Regions from separate parts of the Homo sapiens genome. Here region 2 is linked to region 1. The links are chromatin loops, found by intact Hi-C in ENCODE. Cell type or tissue: PC-3. All regions are shown on one strand.

The links. Peaks named below come from ENCODE experiments on the same cell type or tissue, not always from the same donor. Only the 100,000 strongest peaks of a DNase experiment are listed, where the experiment ranks them.
Region 2: a loop joins it to region 1, with 2.3 times the contacts of the local background. A loop is called at or near these places in 5 of 110 quality-filtered maps.

Annotation. Positions count from the first base shown.
Region 1 is chrX:16,661,659-16,666,658 of GRCh38, reverse strand. All of the region lies in intron 13 of CTPS2 (CTP synthase 2), which reads left to right. Among named protein-coding and RNA genes, the nearest start is that of S100G, 14 kb to the right of the region's middle. In PC-3, CTCF peaks have their summits at 1,833 (motif pointing right) and 2,438 (motif pointing right); no DNase peak of the experiment used is centred here; H3K27ac peaks cover 3,669 bases.
Region 2 is chrX:15,847,391-15,852,390 of GRCh38, reverse strand. AP1S2 (adaptor related protein complex 1 subunit sigma 2) reads left to right here. Exons shown (of 6, transcript NM_001272071.2): 2 at 1-45. Among named protein-coding and RNA genes, the nearest start is that of AP1S2, 4.9 kb to the left of the region's middle. In PC-3, a CTCF peak has its summit at 2,629; no DNase peak of the experiment used is centred here; H3K27ac peaks cover 301 bases.

The DNA of each region.
Region 1 (5,000 bases):
GTGTTTTTTTGAGGCAAGTTCTCACTCTGTCACACAGGCTGGAATGCAGTGGCATGATCACGGCTCACGGAAGCCTAGACCTCCCGGGGTCAAACAATCTTCCCACCTCATTTTTTGATTTTTTTTGTAGAGACAAGGTCTCACTATGTTGCCCAGGCTACATGCTTTGAGTTTTACGTTTGGACAATCTAAACTAGTTTTTCAGATACAGCCTGAGGTTCCCTATACCTGAGATGTCCACCTGCCTAAAATCCCTCTCCCCCTGGAATCTCAATAAAAGCATTGAAAAATTTAATTAACAACAACTCAGTTACCAACAACTTCCTATTCATCTGAGGAAACCTTTCCTGACCTCTTTTCTTTACCTGCCTCTGCCTTCTGCCTCATGCTACTGTGCTCACCACTAACAGAGCGAGTTCTGCAAGATGATGGTTGGCCTTCAGTCAGCCTGTTTGCCAGCCACCCATGCACACCCAGTCGTGTCCCTGCTGCTGGGCACCTACTTCTAATGGAGCTCGCGCCTCACAATCGCGATTGGTTTTTTAAACAGCTTTATTGAGATACAATTCATATACCACAAAATTTAGCCATTTAAACTGTATAATCCGGCCAGATGCGGTGGCTCACGCCTGTAATCCCAACACTTTGGGAGGCCTAGGCAGGTCAATCACTTGAGGTCAGGAGTTCGAGACTAGACTGGCCAACAAGTTGAAACCCCATCTCTACTAAAAATACAAAAAATTAGCTGGGCGTGCTGGTGCATGCTTGTAATCCCAGCTGCTAGGGAGGCTGACACAGGAAAATTGCTTGAACCCAGGAGGCGTTGGTTGCAGTGAGCTGAGATCGTGCCATTGCACTCCAGCCTGGGCAACAGAGTGAGACTTTGTCTCAAAAAACAAACAAACAAAAAACTGTATAATCCAATGGTTTTTAGCATATTCACGGATCTGTGCCACTCTCATTACAAGCAATTTTGGGCCATTTTCATTACTCCAAAAAGAAACCCCACACGCCTTAGCTGACACCCCCAAGCCTCCTATCTCCACCAGCCCCAGGCAACCATTAGTCTACCTTCTGTCTTCATAGATTTGCCTGTTTGAATCATTTAATATAAATGGAATCATCCAATATGTAGCCTTTTGTGACTGGTTGCTTTTACTTAGGATAATGTTTTCAAAGTCTGTCTATGTTGTAACACGTATCAGTACTTTGTTTCTTTTTATTGCTGATTAATATTTCATTATATGGACATGAAACATTTTATTTATCCATTGATGAACATCTGCATTGTTTCTACTTTTTGGCATTGTGACTAACGCTGCTGTGAACATTCATGTGCAAGTTTTTGTGTGGACATATGTTTTCATTTCACCAGGAGTGGAATTTCTGAGTCATATGGTAATTCTGTGTTTAACCCTTTGAGGAGCTGTAGGACTGTTTTCCAAAGTGGCTGCAACATTTTAATTTCCTGCCAGCAATGTATGAGGGTCCTAATTTGTCCATATCCTTGTGAACATTTGTTATTTCTGTCTTTTTGATGATAGCCATCCTAGTGGATGTGAAGTGGTGTCTCATCGTGGCTTTGATTTGCAGTTGCCTGATGGCTAAGGATGTTGAGCATCTTTTCATGTGTTTATTGGCCACTTGTATGTCTTCTCTGGAGAAAGGTCCATTCACATCCTTTGTCTATTTTAAAATTAGGGTATTTGTATTTTTATTATTGAGTTGTAACAGTTCTTTATATATTCTAGATATAAGTTCCTTATATATAATCTGTGCTATCGGCATTTGGGAACACATCATTCTTTGTTGTATGTGGGAGCTCCTGCCCACTAGGTGCCAGTATCACTCCCTAACCCCTGCCCAACTGTGACACTAAAAGTACCTCCAGATATTGTCAAATATCTCTTGGGGGCAGGGGCAGAATCGCCCTGGTTGAGAACCACTGATTTAGAGAAATCTAGTTCTATTTCTGTCCCCTGTAGCCTGTTTAATCCCTTCCCTTATGGCAAGCATTCATTCTTTTTTTTCTTGGTTCATCTTCCCATTTTTTACATATAAGTAAAGCTGTATGTCTTTGTCATCCACTTCCCTTCTTAGGGAAATGGTAGCATACTCTACACAGTTTTTTCCTGCCTTGCATTTTTCGCTTAACACTGTATGCTGGAGATCACCCCACGGAAGCACATAGAAGCATTCTTCACTCTTTTTTTTTATAGCTTGTAACTCAAACCATAATGAACCATAACTTACCAGCCAGATGGTACTTTTAAGTCTTATGCTCAGAAGGCCTAATACCAATGAAGGGTTCCTTATGAGCCTTTAATATAAACATATTTCCTGACTAATAGCTGAAATGGCTGTGCCAGGAAAACTATGGGTTTTCTTTTCTAAGATATACTTTGGGATAGGAAGTGATTTTACCAGTAGGTGCCACTGTTAGATAGTGTTGGCAAGGTTAATTCTTTGATGATTATTCTTTACTGGGGGTGTGTGTACGTGCGTTAAAAAATTTTTACACATGGCCGGGCGCAGTGGCTCATGCCTATAATCCCAGCACTTTGGGAGGCCAAGGCGGGCAGATCACAAGGTCAGGAGATCAAGACCATCCTGGCTAACATGGTGAAACTTTGTCTCTACTAAAAACATAAAGAAATTAGCTGGGCGTGGTGGCACGCGCCTGTAGTCCCAGCTACTCGGGAGGCTGAGGCAGGAGAATGGCGTGAACCCAGGAGGCAGAGCTTCCAGTGAGCCGAGATTGCACCACTGTACTCCAGCCTGGGTGACAAAGCAAGACTCTGCCTCAAAAAAAATGAAAAAAAATTTTTTTTTACACAGAGTAAAAAAGTTAAGCCCTGCAGAAAAAGGTACAGAACTGTCTCTCCTTTGCCCCCACCTCACTTCGGTTCCCTTCCCCAGTGGCAACTACTTTGATCCATTTCTTTCTTTCTTTTTTTCCTTTTTAAAGAGATGGGCTGTCTCACTATGTTGCCCAGGCTGGATATTCACAGGTGTGATCATAGCGCACTACAGCCTCGAACTCCTGAGCTCAAGTGATTTTCCCACCTCAACTTCCCAAGTAGCTGAAACTACAGGAGCTCAGCTGATGCATTTCTTTAGTTATTTCAGAGATTTGTGTGTGTGTTTTTGTGTGTGTATACCCACTTAGCCACACACATATGAATATGTATTGCGTTTAAAAAAAAGATCTTGGCTAGGTGCAGTGTCTCATGCCTGTAATCCCTGCACTTTTGGAGGCTGAGGCGGGAGGACTGCTTGAGTCTTGGAGTTTGAGAGCAGCCTGGGCAACATAGTTACACCTTGCCTCTACAATAAATAAATAAAATTACCTGGGCATGGTGGCATGCACCTATAGTCCTAGCTACTCGGGAGGCTGAGGGGGAGGATCACTTGAGCCCCAGGGGTTGAGCTGCAGTGAGCTGTGATCACGCCGCTGCATTCCAGCCTGGGTGACAGAGCGAGACCCTGTCTCAAAACAAAACCAAACAAAACAACTTTGTAGCATGCTCCAGACACTGTTCCCACCTTGCTTTATATACTGATCATTCCACATCAATGTGCAGGGATGTCTTCGGTGTGCTTGCTCTGCTGTATGCTATATGGCTGCATCCTTATTTATTTAACCAGTCTCATATTTAGTTTGTGTCCATTATTTTGCTGCTTTAATTTATGCTGCAAATTAGTATCCATGTACATATATCCTTGCACCCACGCGCGAACACATCTGCAGGGATAGATTCCTAGAAGGGGAGTTGCTAAGTCAGAGGATGTGTGCATTTTACATTTTGATGGCTCCTATACACATAAGTGAGATGAGAACAATAAAAGCTAATTGCTATTGAACGTCTTTATGGCCTGCAATGTTTGTTGGAGAAAAATAGCCTTAAGAGCTAGCACTTGTATCGATGTGAGAAGTCTTATTAAAAAAAAAAAAAAAAAGACTAAGGAGATAGAATCATAAGGCAGCAAGCACCATGAAGCCTGCAGAGTTACTTAAGCTTGAGCAAATAACAGTTACTTTGTGGGGACTGGTCATTCTGGCTGTTCTAGCTAGGAAAGTAAACAGTTTGGAAACCAGGAGCCTTCTATAGGGAATATTTACTCCTAAGATCTCTTCATAGGTCATCATGACCCTCCTTTGGCATGCATGATTAGTGCTATGGCTGTTGATGAAATCAATAGAGACACTGGCATCCAGAACAGTTCCAAGAGAAAGTGTCTGTTATACACATAAAAAGAGAAACAGATTTTTCCCTAAGGGTTAAGGTAGACTCTTTCTGCGTCTCAGAGTGCCCAGGAGAGAATGAGTAAAATTTATTTTATTGTGTCATTTCTCTGCTTAATCCACAAGGTGAAATTGAAGGCTCTGGGACTTTGCAGAATACTTAGGGTTCTATAGCAACTCTGGTTTTTTGCCCTGCTTCAAAGTAGTCTCAGCTGCCTTCTAGATGGTACATAACCAAGAGCGTAGCTGTTGCTGACTTACATTCTAACCCTATATCAATCACATGGCTGCTGCTGACATCCTTGACCTTGAATTTGGCTTCAGATCTCTCCAGTACATCTGTAGTGTAGTTCACAGCACTTTGGACTTTATATTTTGAATATTTTCAGCTTTTGAGGCATATATATATATATATATATGAATGAACAATCTCAATCTAATGTGTAGGCATGTGAATGTGCTTAACTCTAAGCATTTCTTTTCTGTTTGTTGAAAAAGGTAACTAAAAATTCTAAATTTACATAAGATATTACACCCTGAAGACAGAATTCATGTTCCACCTTCAAAAGACATCAGCACACACATGCACACTTGGATGGTGGTATGGGAAAGGAACAGGGAGAAATTCAAAGCATTTTAACGAGATGCAAATGGATATTTGAGATTTTGGTATTTGATATTATTTCAGTTTTCATTATTTATCATAGGTATGACGTCATTTATCCCTTTTTGATCCAGGAATTTTCAGGGTTAA
Region 2 (5,000 bases), 810 kb after region 1:
GTGCAGCTTCCTTGAGTGGCGAGATCTGAAGATTGTTTACAAAAGGTATAATTTTTGTTTGTCAGAAAGGTGAAATAGAATCAAATGTTAGGTCATTTAGGAAATTGCAGACTTCAGTGATGACATTTATAAATAACGATTAATAAAGATTTAGATGAAATAGGTTTAAGGTAAAGCTTTGTGTTTTTAAAATAACTAGTGTTTTGATTGATAATTACTGAGGCTGAAATGATAAAGGCAGGGAAATCCTTTGAAAACTAGTTATATAATTAAAGGCATAAATGATTATTCATGCTTAATCATCTTTATAGAAGAGTTTAATGAATTCATTTCATTGCAGGGGAAAGTAGGGTCAGTATTTTAAATTGTGTGAGTAATTCTCTGAATTGAGACAAGTACAGATAGAGTCTAATTCTTTTTCCCCGAAAATCTATAAAGTAATGACTAATATTTGACATGCCTTTTATCTGATTTTTAGAATCTTACTCACGTGTAAATACCTTGACTATGTAGACTATTTCAATCACATAGATGTTTTAAAAACTTTGTGTATACATGAGATGTGTTTGTAAGTAGTGTTTATTAACTTTTAAGTACCCTTGTTGCTATGGTGGGGGTGCAATTAAATATGACAGATAATTTTTCCAAGGACAGATTTTTTAAAAATTTGATGTTACAAAATGACTCATAGATTGGCTTTTAACACTAAAATTTTTTTAATGCTATACGTCTTTATTTTATAAATATCTGAAACCCTGAATACCCTAAAATAAATTTCTCAAGATTGTTCTAAGTAGGTTAAAAGAAATAAACTTTCTTCTTTTACAGAACATTTTTTGAGGGGACATTTACTTCATTCCCCATTTGTTTCTTTTTGAATAATTTGCTGAATTTAAGATAAGAGCATTTCTGCATATAAAAAGTTCTCTTGTGTGGGGAGTATACATGGAAGTAACAGTATGGGATACAATGAGGGTGGGAGAGAAGTCTGGTTTTCTTCTCAGCTTCCCTTTATTGCACTCCAAATATGGGTTGGATATTTTGTCAGGGAGATGGCTGGGAAGAAATGGAGATTACAAGACATAAGTTTCTTAAATACTGAGGACTCCTCTTTATTATTGAATGATCTTTGGTGATTTTGTATCTTTGGGTGATTTTGTATCCAGTGTTTCGTTTGGTCTTATTAAAGATTATAGAAAAGTCATATCATTTGAGAGGTGAGAGATGTTTTACAGTGATCTAGTCAGGTGATTTTGTTTTGTTTTGTTTTGTTTTAAGCTTTTTGCCCCATGGGTAGAACCTTAAATAAAATGAGTGGAAGTGAGGCTGCTCCTTGTGAAATCAGGAATGAGGATCCTGTATCCTGGCTCACTTGGCCTTTACCCCTCTGCACAGGAGACAGTTCTTGAGTTTGAAAACTGCCGTTGTTGATCAAACTTCAATTTTATAAAGAATGCAAATTTGGGAGAAGTGACTTGTCTAGGGCCATATGCCAGTTAGTGATTGACATGGGGCTGCAACTCAGATCTTAAGCTTAGAGGCAAAGATTTTAAACAGGGCTGGAAAAAGATCAGGTTTACATATCTTAAAAGATTGAACTGAGACAATGGATGAGGGCAGGAGGGGCTGAGACTGGCACCTGCAGGATCAGTAGGAGACTATGTGAGATCCTGAACCCAGGCGCTAGAAAGGAGGGCTGTCACTAAATAGCCATTATCAAATAGGTAGGTTTGATAAGACTTGGTCACCTCTAGAAGTGGGAAGAATATGGGAGGTCGAGGCAGGAGAATCGCTTGAGCCCAGGAGTTCAAGTCCAGCCCTGGCAACTTAGTGAGACCCCGCCGTCTCTACAATTAAAAAAAAAAAAAAAAATTAGCTGGGCGTGGTGGCATGCACCTGTATTCCTAGCTGCTCTGGAGGCTGAGGTGGGAGGATTGATTGTGCCTGGGAGTTCAAGCCTGCACTGAGCCCTGATTGGGCCACTGCACTCCAGCCTAGGTGACAGAGTGAGACCCTCAACGACAACAACAAAGCGGAGAGAGCAGCGAAGGAAAGGGAGGAGTGGGGTGATCTCCACATTTCTGGTTTGCTGATGGGGTACAAGGTGAGCTAGATAACTCGGCTTATTTTGGGGTGAGTTGATTTGGGGATGTCTATGTGACTTTCATTAAGAGAAGCCTGATTTTCTGGTGGGATGTGGTTGGTGTAAGTATGGAAGTCTGGGGAAAATAAGACAAAGTATTAGATCACCAGCATTCAAGTGGCAGGCAAAGGAGATGAAGAAGGGACCTTCAGAGTGGAATGAGAAATTTCACCAATGCCAGATGTTGCATAAAGTTCAATGAAAGTGAGGAAGGAATCTGGTAGATTTTACAGTGAGCATTTCATATAATGCCCTTTGCCAGAACATTTTCAGTGGAATAGTGGAGATAGAACTCTCGATGTAATGGGGCGAAGTGTGAAGAGGTGGAGAAATTTAAATAGCATGTGTAGACTATTTTGGGGAACTTTGCTGTGAAGGACAGGAGACGAGGTGGTAACCACTCATAGACATAGGAGTGGGGGACAAGGTTTTTAAAAAAGAAGGTGTGAGAGGCTTAAGCTTATTTCTAGATAGGGGAAGGAGTCCCCCGTGTGGAGGAGGAAAATACCAGCAAGGGATTCAATCCCAGGAATGGGCTGTTATGGGAAGAAAGGAAAGCACTGCTTGGTGTTCATGCACATGTCACTCAGTCTGTCCGTGTTGAGCCACTACTTTTTCTTTTGAAAGCTACAAAGGGTATCTAATCCAACTCTGATACTTATATCAAGCACCTTTAAATAAAAGGTGGACTTTAAAAAAAACAGCTTTATTGAGATATCAGTCATATACAAAAGGTGGAATTTATCAGTTCTTTCTCTATACGTTCCCCCTTCCATTTCATACTGAAAACCTCATCTACTCTACCACTTACGGACATATTTTTTGTTGGTATAAACAGGTGGTTTGTTTTCCCTACTGCTGGAAGCGAAGAGCTTTTTAAGCAGGAGAATTACTGCTTAGCGCCTGAGAAATTCTGGACTGGGACTTCTGCTGTTCATATCAGCAAGTGATTTTTGTTGTTTTTGTTAAATTATCTCATCTACATTCTTCATCCTGAGTATTTGGCATACAAATTCCCCCTTTTGAGAGGGGAATGATGGATAAGAATAATATTAGCTGAAAAGACAGACTGAAAATCTGGGGACTTAAGTTCTGTTCCCTTTGTAACGTTAGCTAGTTTTATGACTTTAAACAAGTCACTTTGTTTCCTTATCTCTAAATGCTCTTGAAGATCCCTTCAAGACAGAATACTGTGCTTTTTTGATTCCTGTTTTGTGTAGCATTTTGTGGAAGAGTCACTGGATTAAGGTCTTTTAAAATTAATTTAAAAACATATATATCTCCAAATTACTAGCTTGATAATTTGTTAAAGAATACTTACTGATTTTCTTTACTAACAAAAGAATTTTTAATGACATACCAGTGGGTATTGAGAACACTTCAGCTACATTCACCCACAGTCAGCTGATATTTAGCTGATATTTAGCTGACTGCGGAGAAGTCATGTGTTTTGAATATAAGAATAGGCACTTTCAGATGTTCTCTGAGTGCCAGTAATTAGAGTAAGCCTTAATCCACTGTGCTAAAAATAACCAAACATACCTTTCTTCTTACTAGTCTATTATTAATTTTACTTCAGATTTAGACTTACAAATAGGCACTAAGAGAACAAAATGAGCTCATTATTGATTTTTTTAAAACCATTTGGTCCTAAATATAGGAAGTACACTTCAGGTTCTCTTGGTAATCTTTTACTAAATCAGTATGGCATATTTTACTTCTCTTCAAAGCTCTTAAAATATTGTTTCGAGCACATTTTAATTTTTGCCAGGTATGGGATTACGTTAATGCAATTGCTGGCTATAGTTTTTAATGTAAAACTTGGGCTCTAGAGTCAAATTGCTGTTCCTAGGCAGGTTACTCAAACCTGGGTCTCTTATCAATGCAAATAATAATGGTATCTCATGGATACGGTTGTTGTGAGGATTAGAGTGGTAAAATATGCAAAAGCCTTAGCTAACATTTAATGTCTCATGTAGGGCGAGGATTCAGTGAATGGTACTTAATTATTATGTTTCTGTTTTTTTCCTGCCCTAAGCTTTCTGGAAAGAGGTACATTATTATCCTGATAGCTATCTGTTCACCTACACCAAAGAATTCATTAATTTGATTATTCTTTTTCCATTCCGAGTGAAAGTAAACATTACTGGCTGGGGCTTAGACACATTGTTTCTGATGATTTTTAAATTAATGCTTCCAAGTGATTCATGCAGTTTAGGACCTTTGACTAGTGTTTAAGTGCTTTTTATTTGTAAGTAAAGAGGCAGTACTGTGGATAAGGAGCGAGGATGGTACGAGCATTAGCTTGTTTAATAGTAGCATGAGGAAATCTTAAATAAAAGGAATTTTACTTGAAACTGTTAGTAAACTTTGTATAATAAATTATTTAGCATTCTGTTCCTATCAGCTAGTCATATCTGGTTTTTAATCTACCATTTTTATGTCAGTCCCTTTAATGTTTAGTTTTCTTAAATCAGGGAATCTTATGTGTCATTTATCAGTTTCCTCAAATTCAAAGTTCTATTTAATGAGCATGGGTTAGGGAGGATGGAGAGTTGGAATACTCTATTCTCTTTTAAATAGACAAACAAAAACAGTAACGATGGGAAAGAGAGGGAGCACTTTGTTAAAGTTGGCATTGATGCCCTGTTTTGTCTTCCATGACTTATTCCCTTCACAATGATGATAAATGAACACATGTGAATACCTCCTCTCAATAAGACTGCAGTAGCTCCACCATTTTAAATAACTTACTGAGTGTGGAAGTCAGGTAGAGTAGACATGCACAAACTCATGATATATATGCCAAGTGAGTTTGTATGATACAGTGGAAAAAGGCCTGGAGTTAAGGTCAAAA